Linked DNA regions of Homo sapiens: region 1 is linked to region 2. The links are chromatin contacts, found by Hi-C in ENCODE. All regions are on one chromosome and are shown on one strand. The core of a region is the stretch at or near the end of the contact, and the rest is flanking DNA. Distances in the headings are between cores, read along the strand shown.

What was found. A loop is a pair of places that touch in the nucleus more often than their neighbours do. Pooled maps may share reads with other maps.
Region 1: a loop to region 2 is called in a map of CD8-positive, alpha-beta T cell, with 11 times the contacts of the local background. The contact joins the promoter of LCOR here to the promoter of CEP55 in region 2. A Hi-C loop is called at or near these places in 2 of 168 maps with a recorded cell type or tissue (CD8-positive, alpha-beta T cell and naive thymus-derived CD4-positive, alpha-beta T cell) and 8 of 50 pooled maps.

What each region holds. Positions count from the first base shown.
Region 1 is chr10:96,827,834-96,834,324 of GRCh38, forward strand. It overlaps LCOR (ligand dependent nuclear receptor corepressor), which reads left to right and starts at 4,465. Exons shown (of 8, transcript NM_001346516.2): 1 at 4,465-4,566; 2 at 5,573-5,646. It overlaps LOC102723665 (a long non-coding RNA gene), which reads right to left and starts at 4,625. Exons shown (of 1, transcript NR_135921.1): 1 at 2,799-4,625. It overlaps MIR607 (microRNA 607), which reads right to left and starts at 931; the gene lies at 836-931. RefSeq lists a cis regulatory region at 2,813-3,012, silencers at 4,048-4,347, 4,368-4,417, 4,428-5,147, 5,188-5,247, 5,288-5,527 and enhancers at 4,274-4,988, 4,989-5,704, 5,705-6,418.
Region 2 is chr10:93,494,955-93,500,867 of GRCh38, forward strand. CEP55 (centrosomal protein 55) reads left to right here and starts at 1,658. Exons shown (of 9, transcript NM_018131.5): 1 at 1,658-1,969; 2 at 5,086-5,280. The coding sequence starts at 5,098. RefSeq lists a silencer at 1,477-1,986.

The sequences.
Region 1 (6,491 bases), core at 3,215-5,714, 3.3 Mb after region 2:
TTTGGATGTGAGGGTAAAACCATGTTGCCAGGCAGAAAAGATCTCATTTATGCAGAAAGGCAGCACCCGGCTGGGACAGTCAAACATTTCTACCATGCTAAAACATGCGCCAAAGACCCAGAGCCAAGAGCCCAGGAAAAAGCCAAGAGATGCCACTCCTCCCACTGCCTGCTTTCAGATGAAGTGGACACTTCAAATGGGCGAATTTTATGGTATGTGAAATATATCTCAATAAAACTACAGAAGAAAAATAAATGTCACACGTACAACATAAAGTAAAATCATACATGTTTTCTAGGCCAGTGGCATAGAGGTATACAGGCTGAAAAGAGAGAAACTCTGAAAGTTATTTATTTATTGAAACAGGGTCTTGCTTTGTTGCCCAGGCTGGAGTGCAGTGGCATGATATCAGCTCACTGCAACCTCTGCTTCCCGGCTTCAAGTGATTTTCCTGCTTCAGCCTCCAAAGAAGCTGGGATTACAGGTGCACCCCATACCCAGCTAATTTTTTTTGTATTTTTGGTAGAGACAGTGTTTCACCATGCTGTCCAGGCTGGTCTCGAACTCCTGACCTCAAGTGATCCTCCCGGCTTGGTCTCCCAAAGTGCTGAAATTACAGGCGTGAGCCACCATGCCCGGCCTGAAAGTCTTTTATTAAGCAAAAAAAGCCACTACATGAGTAGTTTCTCAAAAAGACCAAAAGCCGTGTGACCAAGTGACATGGCTTCCTTTCTGTCTGGCTAGGTCTTGTCTCTGACTTAGGTCTCATTTCCCCGAAATAGCACTGGAAGCAAAAAATAGTGTGATGGTTAAAGAGCCGGCTTTAAGTAACTCGCCCAAAGTCACACAAGTTATAGATCTGGATTTGAACCCAGGCAGTCTGGCTCCCTGGGTTCCAATCCAGATCTATAACCTGTGTGACTTTAGGCAAGTTACTTAACCTCTCTGTGCTCTGTTATAAAATGGGATACACGATTGGGTTGTTGCGAAGAATAAATAACATAATCTTTGAAACGTGCTTCAAAAAGCATCTCTTGCTTGTTGGAATTTATTTGAAGTTGACTATGTTTTTTTAAAAAAGCCTCCCATTAGGACATGCTTTTTTTAGAAGGCCCCAATCATTTCATCCTCCCATTTGTCAATGATCATTTCTATGTTGCAAGCCATCTTTAATCAGACACCAGGTAGTAGTTGATCTAATGCTGACAAGCCAAGTCCTACTCCCCTTCCCTGACATTCCTTTTCTGCCATTGTGAGAACTATAGAACATGGCTCAGAGGTTGTTTTCAAAGGCTGAGGTCATTGCTATCATTCCTTCATACTCTCACAGATTAACTCCAAACTGCAGAAGCATCTTGGTTTCCCATCATCCTGCAGACTGGGCAAACAGATAGGAGCTTAGGAAGGCCTAATCAGAGAACAGATGCTCATTTCATGCTAAGAATGTGCTAGCACTGTACGTGAATAGTTTCATTTCATTTTCACACAAACCCCATCTTGCAGACTATTATTATCCTCTTTTTCACATGAGGAAATTAATGACCAGAAAAGTTAATATGTCAAGGTCACACAGCCACTGAAAAATGGAGCCAGAATTCCAACCCAGCTGTCTTCAGACCCTATTAACTGCCATGTTATATTACCTGCCCCTCCCTAGAATGTAAGAGTTTACAGCTAAGGCCCTCTTTAACAGTAGCCCAAAGCAACAGAGGTCAGAAATTCTGTCTTATCTATCTATGTCCTCGGTGCCTGGGACACCGCCTGCCATGTGATAGGAACACAGAATGTCCAACTGCTTAACTGTGCTCGGAACATGTCATGTAGAGTTAAGTGAATCCTCCAGTTGCAGAGTCTATTTTCTACTTGTAAGACTATTTATTTATTTACTTATTATTTATTTATTTATCAAGATGGAGTCTCAGCTCTGTCGCCCAGGCTGGAGTGCAGTGGCACGATCTCGGCTCACTGCCACCTCCACTTCCTGGGTTCAACGGATTCTCCTGCCTCAGCCTCTTGAGTAGCTGGGATTACAGGTGCCCACCACCATGCCTAGCTAATTTTTGTATTTTTAGTGGAGACGGGGTTTCACCATGTTGGCCAGGCTGGTCTTGAACTCCTGACCTCAAGTGATCTGCCCACTTCAGCCTCCCAAAGTGCAGAGATTACAGGCGTGAGCCACCGCGCCAAGCCAACTTTCTACTTGTAAGACAATTTAGAGGGGTTTAGAGTCACAGAGATCTTAGTTAGAATTTGGTAGCTATGTGATCTTGACAAATGTATTTAACTCATCTGAGTCTTGTGTCCCTAACTTGGAAAATGTGGTAAATATATACTCATAGCATTATTATCTGGATGGAATGAAACAATGATAAACATATAATAGGTGCTCAATGAATATTAGCTGTTACTATTGCCTCCCTATCCTTTCTTCCAAATAGGTCTTTGTGATAGGTCAACCATGAGTTAGTTCCCAACTCAAAATAAGTGAAGCAGAAATTGGAACTCAGAGTAGAGTAGTAAAACTAGCATTAAATTGGAAATTGGGAAACTTGTCTCCTGGCTTTTGTTGCCCTTTCTCTACCCAGCAACTATGTAATCTTGGTCAAATCACCTTACTTGTCTGGGCTTCCAATTTCATATCTTAAGTTACAAAATTGATCTCTGAAGCCTCTAGGATTCTCTGAATCCATATGTCTGGGACTAAGAGATTATGTCGAGGAATTATTACCCTTGGTTTGATTGTTTTTTAAACAAATTAACTTGGGGTGGTTGGAAAACACATTGATTATTTACTCATCTTAGAGTTACACGTTGTTCATTTATTTGAAACTGAAACGTATTTCCTCCAAACACCGTAGAAACTTAAAGGCCGCAAAAGACTCACACCCACCACCTAGCGGCGAAAAAAGGAAGTTTCAGGTGATACAAGATGTCCTGCCATCACACCTGAAGGATGGTTGTCCACAGCCATTTTTTAAAATCTCGTATTAGTCCTCTTCCTTCAACACTCAGGACAGTATTATGTACCCAGAAACTCAATACTTCCTGGCGTCTTCATTTGACAATACTCTTAAGCCAATGAAATCCTGTGGGACGTTTGCGAATTTTATAAAGATCAATGTTTTAAGATTGGCGGGGTGGGCTGGGAGTGGTGGGGGGGAAGGTGCCTTCCTACCCTTGCATTTGCATCTCAAGCCACCCGTACCCGAGGCCCACCCAGTCCATCTGTTCATTGGTAGATACACCATTCCGCCATTCCGCCAGTGGCTGGTGCAGAGAACCAGGACCACCACCTTTGAAAAGACCTAAATCAATACTCCAATGGGATCCTGATGTCAAGTATTTAACGACTTTGCTTTACCTACTACAGTAATTAAAATTAAGTCTTCAAACTTAAATTTAAATTTCTAAAAGCAGGAATGCACTGTCCTTAATCTTAAACACCAAAGGTGGGAGAAAGAGGCCAGAATCCTAGGGTACTAGGCCTACTGGTATAGGGCGATCTCTTCTGCTTTTTTCTTTCCACCCCATTTCTTTTCCCTTTCTCCTTTCGTTTCCCATCTTCTCTCTTCTCGTTCTCTTCGAAGTAACAGTGACAAAATTAAGGTGATTCAATTATTCCAAGAGGCTTGCTCATATAAAATATTTCTCTTCAAGCCCTTTCCTGAAATCCCAAATTAAAGCATTTCCAATAGTCTCTGCTTTAAGTATTCCTAGTTAAGTCTACTTTTGGAAATATTAAATATTCTCACTTTGGCACAATATTCCAAAATTCCTTGAGAAGTTCGCCTACGATCAGTCTTGCTAGTAGAAACCTTTTTTTTTTTTTATTTAAAACGCTCGATTTCCACTTTTTACTAGGTTTCCCAATGTTGGCGATGTCTCCCAATGACTTAATAACGTGTATCCACTTCACCTTTGAAAATCTTAGAGGTCAGTGCATCCACCGGCATCCGGGAATTTATTCTTATTTCTGCTTCTTAAACAGGCTCTGGGGAGGAGCAGTTTCGACGGAGAAGTTCATAGCAGCAGTTATTACGGAACTTGCAACAGTTGGTGCCGGGCGATAGGCAGGTTGGAAGTGATAAATGGGGCTGGCGTAAAAAACAAAAAGCCCCGGGGAGGGCGGGGGCAGCCGTGGCCTTGGGGGACAGTGCGAAGGCGGCGCGGGGCCAGCGGGACTGACTTCCGGCTGTGGGAAGGCGCCGTCCCGGGCGGCCAGAGGCGGCGGCAGCCGCGTAGAAGGACGGCGGGATCGCAGCCCGGCGGGCGGCGCGCGGGGCGGGTGAGCGGGCCCAGGCCGCCCCCGGGCCACGCCGGGGCCACGGTGAGGTGAGGCCGGCCCTGCCCCCGCACCGCCCCCGGCAGGAGGCGCGACGCCCGGGCCGCGGGTGCGTGCGCGGCCCCGGGCGACGCGGCTGGGCGTGCGCGGGGCCGCGGCGGAGGCTGGGCCGGGCGGGCGGCAGAAGATGGCGAGGGTGTGTAGGCGGCAGCAATGCTCCGTTGAGAGACGCGGCTTTCGGCAAGAACTGGATTCGTGGCGCCACAAGCTCATTCACTGTGTAGGTGAGACCCTCCGCCGACCGCCGCCGCCCCTCCGGCCGCCCCGCCGCCGGTCGCCCCAGACCAGGGAGGAAGCTGGGGAAGTGGCAATTGCTGCTCCGGCCCGCCCGCCCTCTTTGGCTCGAGCGTCCCCCCTTCCCCCACCCCCCGGAGTGTGAGCGCGCGCGACCTCCAGGCGGGCTCCCCTGCTCGGCCGAGCGCGCGCCGGCCCCTCCCCTCCGCGCGCCTCCCCGGGGCTGGCTCTCGGCGGGAGCGCGGGTTCCTCCCCCTCCCGCTCTCCATCCCCGCCTGCTCGCTCCCCTCCCTCCCCGCTCCCGCCCCTGCTCCCGCTCCAGGCCCGGCGCCCCGGCGCCGCCGCCGGCTTATTGTGGCGACTCGCCTCGCGGCGCTGCCGCTGTACTGGGGGAGGCGCGAGGGGCGCGGGCGTGCTCGGCCCCCACCCGCGCTGTGGCCGCCGCCGTCCTCCTCCTGCGCCACCCCTCCCCCACGCGCGGGGCGCGCCCCCGGGTCTGCGTGCACGCGCGGCGGGCTGCAGGCGGGCGCCCGGCGCTCGGGCGTGTGCGAAGCGTGAGGTGGAGATGGGGGCGGAGGGAGCTGGAGCTGTCACAGTCCCCGGGTGCGCCTGACCGAGCCAAGTGGGGTGTCATGGCCGCGGGGGGCAGCGGCTGCACTTCCTCAGCGGGCGGCGGTGGCCGGGGAGTTAATCCTCGACGCACGGGTCGGTGTGTGCGTATTTGTGTTCGGTGTCGTGCTGCGGGAGGAGGGGGTGGGACCGGGTCCGACCGAGGAGCCCCGGCGGGGGTCGCTCTCGTCCCCTCCCGGGGATTGGCCGGAGCCGCAGCCTCGCCCGAATGCCCCGTCCGCCCCCCGCCTCCCGGACCTTGGGCCGCCCTCGGGTGGCTTTTTCCCTGCGGGCCGGAGGGAGCGCGGACGGGGGCGCCCCGGGAGGGGCCGGGCGGCCGAGCTGCGCCTCTCACACTGTGTGTTTTGTCTGTTTTTCTCTCCCAAGGTCCCGTTTCCCTCTGTGCGGCGGCCGGCGGGACCATAAGGGCTTAACTCATATATTTAACCCCCCTCCAAAAAGTAAGTGGCCCGTGTGGTGTCTCCGCTCCGCCCGCCGCCCCCTAGCCCCAGTCCATCCTTGTGTCTGACTCTCCTGTCCTCCAGCATTGTTACTTCCCCGTCTTTGCTTCGGTGCTGCTGGTGTGTGGGGAGATGCCCTCTCGTCGTCCGCTGTCCCCCACGCCCAGTCCTCGGGGAGGCCCAGAATTCCAGCCCCTTCTCCCCCAGGGGAATATTCTTGGGAACCAGGTCTTTCCCGGCAGAATCTAGGAGAGTCTATCCGTTCGCTTGGGCCCCTCATTCCCTCCTTCCCGACAGGGTTTCGTTGGAAGGAATTATGCAAATCCTGCTTTCTGGTGTCCATTCAGCGGCAATTTCATGCGGTGAGAAGTTCTCTTTGTTGTGCGAGGGGGAGAACAGACACTGATTTAATAGACATATCTGTTGGGGGGAAGGGTGGAGGGGGTGTGGAGAGGCTCAGTTTGGAAGAATTACAGCACTTGGTTAGCTCAGTGTCTTTGTGTTTGAGCCTTCTGGCTTGACAGGAGGGTCTGCCCTTTACAATGTCCCACAAGGGATGTTTTCGATAATAGATTAAAAAGCAAAATTGAAACTTTAAACAAGTGAAAAATCAGGTAACCTTTACTTAAAGAATATACGCCTTTCCATTTCTACAGGGTTTCATTACGAAAATGTATAGCGTGAGTTTCGTTAAGGATTTAGACTGTAACACCGAAATTAATATAGGCAACAATGCTTTAAGGTATCTGATACCAGTTTGGTTGTCCAAAGGTTAAAAGTGCATTTTCAAACATATGCTTGTGCAAATAATAAAGGCATGAGTCAGTTTTTTGGTATAATTCGTC
Region 2 (5,913 bases), core at 408-2,907:
TGCCCTGATTTTTCCCACCCTAATCCCACTTGATACTTTAGTTTACCTTCCCTTCAGAAATGGGAGCTCCTTGGAAGCAGGTACCAAACGTTATCTTGCATTCTGTTTTGGTTTTGTTTCTCTGATTCTTTAAAATTCCCCACATGGTTTTCTCATCCATTCTATTCAGTAACATTTGAGTGTTGCCTTTTGTTTAACAATGGCTAACATCAATTGAACATTTACTAAATGTTAAGCACTTTACATGAATTTCTTTCATGTAAAAAAATTTTAAAGTTTTAAAATTAGAGACAGGGATTGGGTGGGGTGAGAGTGGATCTCTCTGTGTTGCCCAGGCTGGTCTCCAACTCCTGACCTCAAGCAATCCTCGCTCCCCGTCCTCACGTAGTGGTGGGATTACAGGAATTAGCCATTCCACCTGGCCGGATTTCCTCATTTAATCCTTATAACCGAGCTGTGAAGTAAATATTATTATTTGCATCATTTTACACATCGGGAAACCGAGGCTCAAATAGGTTAAATAAATTTATCCAAGGAGACACATCTAGTCAGGGCAGTAAGGAATTAAATCTAGAAAGTCCTAATCTAGAGTTTATAACCTTTGTACAATATTGTGTACCTAGGATGTTTTGCTACTGTGTATCTACTGTTTTAAATCTCCAGCGAGTTTATGCTGGGTCTAGGAGAGAAAGGGAGGCCCTGCTAAACATTTCATGTGCTTCTTCTCTCAGCAGTAACGTTCTCAAAGCGGCTAATCAAGAGCTAGAATCGATCAATAGATAGATATCAGGCTGGAGGGTAGCAGTCTGGTCTGAAAGCCGGTCCGCTAGCATTCATAATCTCAGCGTTCAACCTGGGCGTGCCTCTCATCTCTCCCGTTAACACTCCCTGCTGTGCTGCTGATTTTTGGCAGTAATCCCAGCACTTTAGGAGGCCGAGGTGGAAGGATCACTTGAAGGCAGGAGTTCGTGATCAGAGTGGGAAACAAAGTGAGACCACCCCCCCCCCCCCCCACTCCGCTGTCTGTATAAAATTTTTTAATAAAAAATTAGCCGGGCGTGGTGGCGTGCGCCTGTAGTCTCAGCTACTCGGCAGGCTGAGGCAAGACGATCGCTTGAACCCGGGAGACTGAGGTTGCAGTGAGCTATGATTGCACCACTCCACTCCAGCCTGGGCGACAGAGTGAGACCCGAGGGGATGACAAGGGGGCTGTGCTCCTTTGTGAAATCCCGTTGTCCCAGGGCAGGAGGGGCCGCACTTCACACAGGGAGAATCTATGCTCAAGAGCGCAGAACTAGTTCGTCTCGGTCCATCGTCACTGGTTTTATCCCATTAAAAATAGTAATTTGCTTTCTCCTAAAAGCGTATAAACACAAAACCAGCCCCTGACTGCGAGACACCAAGCTTGTTTAGGTCTAAGCCCGCAGAGAACCCCCGATCCCAGAATTAGCTGGCGGGCCCGGGAGGAAGTGTTCCCGCCCTCTGTCCCGCCCCGCGGCCCCAGCCACTTCTCGGCCCGCCCTCAGGTTTACTCTCCGCCCTTCAAAGGCGGCAGCCAATCGGGGAGCCGCGTCCCCGCCGCGCGCGCGCTGCTCCTCCTTCTTGCGGGCCGCGCCCTGCCGGCAGTGACGTGCCCCGCCCTGCAGCCGCGGGATTCAAACTCCCGGAAGCGGCATCCACACCTGATGGTGTGACTCGGCCGACGCGAGCGCCGCGCTTCGCTTCAGCTGCTAGCTGGCCCAAGGGAGGCGACCGCGGAGGGTGGCGAGGGGCGGCCAGGACCCGCAGCCCCGGGGCCGGGCCGGTCCGGACCGCCAGGGAGGGCAGGTCAGTGGGCAGATCGCGTCCGCGGGATTCAATCTCTGCCCGCTCTGATAACAGTCCTTTTCCCTGGCGCTCACTTCGTGCCTGGCACCCGGCTGGGCGCCTCAAGACCGTTGTCTCTTCGATCGCTTCTTTGGACTTGGCGGTGGGTATCATCTCCTTACAGATAGGCGCAGAGAGGCCAAGTGACTTGCCCAAGGTCTTTTGTTAGGACGGCTTTTTCCGATTGGCAGGCACTTTCGTTGTGTGTTCCTCAAACATCTTTATTTTAGAAGTGAGAAAACTTGTGCCTTTTTTTGCAGTTTCTCTTTTCCTGTCTGTCTCCTCAAGTGAGATTTTATGTGGGAATTTTTAAAGATTGGCGTCGCCTTGTAGAAGATGCGGCTTGTAATTGAGGCCTTGTACCATTTACTGGATGGAAGCGCTTGTTTGGTCACCTGTCCAGCATGACTTAGGTCACTTCAGCTAATCAACCAATCATTTCTTTTCTTTTTTCTTTTTTTTTGAGATGGAGTCTCGCTCTGTCACCAAGGCTGGAGTGCAATGGCACGATCTTGGCTCACTGCAACCTCTGCCTCCTGGGTTCAAGCGATTCTCCTTCCTCAGCCTCCTGAATAGCTGGGACTACAGGCGTGCGCCACCACGCCCGGTTAATTTTTGTATTTTTAGTAGAGACAGGGTTTCGCCATGTTGGGCAGGCTGGTCTCGAACTCCTGACCTCAGATGATCCACCTGCCTCGGCCTTCCAGAGTGCTGGGATTACAGGCGTGAGCCACCGCGCCCGGCCCCAATCAACCAATCATATCTGAGGGCTTGCTGTTAGGCTCTGTGGGTAACAACAACAACAACAAAAATCAAAGTGCAGTCCTTGAAAAAATAGTTGAACAATTGAAAAAATAAAAGGTTAGCAGGAAGTGTAATTGGGTACTAGATTGTGTAGGGGTGGGGGTGGGGCAGCTATATCGTTTGTTAAGAGTTCACAGAGGGAAGGCATGCTGAGGAAGGTTTGAACTGGGGGAACCCTGTGGATGACTGGAATAGGAAATACAGGGAAAGGTGGCCGGGCGCGGTGGTTCACGCCTGTAATCCCAGCACTTTGGGAGGCCGAGGCGGGCAGATCACTTGAGGTCAGGAGTTCGAGACTAGCCTGACCAATATGGTGAAACCTCATCTCTACTAATAGATAAAAAAAAATTAGCCAGGCGTGGTGACGCGCACCTGTAGTCCCAGCTACTCAGGAGGCTGAGGCAGGAGAATCCCTTGAACCCGGGAGGCGGAGGTTGCAGTGATCTGAGATAGTGCCACTGCACTCCAGCCTGGGCGACAGAGCGAGACTCTGCCGCCCCTAACGCCCCGCCCCCGCCAAAAAAAAAAAGAAAGAAACAGAAACAGAAAAAAGAAAATACAGGGAAAGGAGGTTGGTGGGACTAGGTGGTGGGGGAGATCCAAACCGTCTGGGCCAGAGGCTAGAAACTAGTAGTCATTCATTCACTGCCAGAGTTTCTGTGCAAAGGTTAGGAAGCAGATGTTTGGGGGTTCTTTCACGTTCTGCAGATCTATATTTCCATCATTTTGTGTCTCAATGACTTGGTAGTAGTTTTCTGTCCTACGACCCACGATATCAAGTCAACAGTGTGTTATCAACAGAAACACATAGGAAAGAACTTCCTGTGGCAGCAGGTGACTGAGAGACGCCATAACCTTGCATTTCTTTAACTGATGGATGAGCTACTGCAATCTTTCACCTTATAATGGCAAAAATCCAGGACTAACCTTTTGATAGATGATTTCTTCTACTCAATCTCCACAGTTCTAATATGTTTAGACGTTCTGATTTCACACAGGACAATCTTAAAAGTCACTTCACTACCATTCTAAGGAGGTCTCTCCTGTTTTTACTGATATCATTTATCCCTGTACTTCTCTTGTGTAATATTTATTACAGTTTGAGGATTCATGAACCCTTGTTTGTTTCCTTGTTATTGCCTGCCTTTACTACACTGAAAGCCCCATAACATTAGGGAACATGTCTTTTTTTTTTTTTTAAACCAGTTTACACCCAGCATGTATTAGGATACCTGGTAAATAGTAGGCTTTATAGTAATTTTTGAATGCACTAATGGGCTCATACTCCTTTATATCCTTTAATCACACTGCCATTATTTTATCTTGGGATACATGAAGTAGAAAAATGTTTTTTAACCTCCTTAATTAGAGTTACTTTTATATACTATTTATATGCATCGTATGCTTCACTAGATTTTTGCCTGCTAAAGTTTATATTATATACTTGTTTCTAAACTGTCATCCAGTACTGTTAGCAGATACTGAGTTTCTCCTTACTTAATTTGGCCCCTTATTCTTAATTCCTTTCATGCCTGACTCCCCTGAATGTTATACCTCTTTTCCAGTAAATGTCTTATTTTAGGTTCTCTTCACTTTTTCCCACTGTGCTCTCTCAAATGATTATTAAGATGGATCTGAACTAGGCTACCTTCTAAAACAGAGGACCTATGTTAAGTAATGACATTTCGTGCCTATATACTCAGAATTACATTATTTACCAACAGCTTTTTATTTTGGGCCAAGATATGTCCTTGATTGTGACCTACTTCTTTCAGGCTTTATTTAATGGTTGGAGACCCCTTCATTGTTTTTTAAACCAAACTTTTCCACAAAAGAATTACACATATAATTACACATATAGAACACTACACAAAACATAAATGTACAAGTTGACTTTTTTTTTTTTTTTTTTTTTGAGACGGAGTCTTGCTGTGTCACCCAGGCTGGAGTACATTGGTGCGATCTTGGCTCACAGCAACCTCCACCTCCCGGGCTCAAGCGATTCTCCTGCCTCAGCCTCCCCAGCATCTGGGATTACAGGCACCTGCCACCACGCCTGGCTAAGTTTTGTAGTTTTAGTAGAGATGGAGTTTCACCATGTTGGCCAGACTGGTCTCGAACTCCTGACCTCATGATCCACCCATCTTGACCTCCCAAAGTGCTGGGGCTACAGGCGTGAGCCACCGTACCCAGCCCAAGTTGACATATTTTAGAAGGTGAATACTCCCATTTATCTACCACTGAGATTAAAAAAAAAAGTTACAATACCCCAGAAGCCTCCATCCATCTTTCTCCATACCCTGCTGGTTTGGATATATCATTTCTATTTAGAGCAGATAGGTTATTAGACCTGTTTCAAACTTGAGATTTAAATTTTTAAACTCAGAATTATACAGTTGATTTTTATTTTTACAGACCATTTCAGAGATGTCTTCCAGAAGTACCAAAGATTTAATTAAAAGTAAGTGGGGATCGAAGCCTAGTAACTCCAAATCCGAAACTACATTAGAAAAATTAAAGGGAGAAATTGCACACTTAAAGACATCAGTGGATGAAATCACAAGTGGGAAAGGAAAGCTGACTGATAAAGAGAGACACAGACTTTTGGAGGTAAATGGTCTTCTGATCCTTTAAATTGTAAGCTCTCCAAGAAAGCGATGCATGAAGATTTCCTGATGCTACCTTCTTACTCTTGCCGTGTTCCCTGTCTTGTCCAGTTGATTAGTTTTGGAAAGCTGACATTGGGTTTAGAATCTTAAATTCCTACTTTGACTTTGCCAAGTCTTAGATGTACTTTAGTCATTACTAACTTCTCACCTTTTAAATGTAATTGAGTATGTGTTTTGAGGTTACCAGGTACTAAGTTTGTTCTGGAAATAAAGACATTGCGATTAATAGTTTTGCACCTTTAACATGGTCTGTTTCACCTTTAGTATGCTCTGTTTCTCAGTTATTTAAAACAAAGTAATAACCTAATTCATCATTCTTCCTATAGCTTCTTGGTAATTTAGCTTAACTACATGAATATTCTTGATAACTTTTGTTATGCTGTATTTAAGATTGTGAAACATTCTGGCTAACTATTTTCGCTATTTTTAAATTGATAGCATAACTTAGAAGCATTCGATTTTCCATACTTTTTTTTTTTTTTTGAGACTGGGTCTCAACTCTGTTGCCCAGGCTGGAGTACAGTGGCTTGATCATAACTCACTGCAGCCTCAAACTCTGGGCCTCAGGCAATCC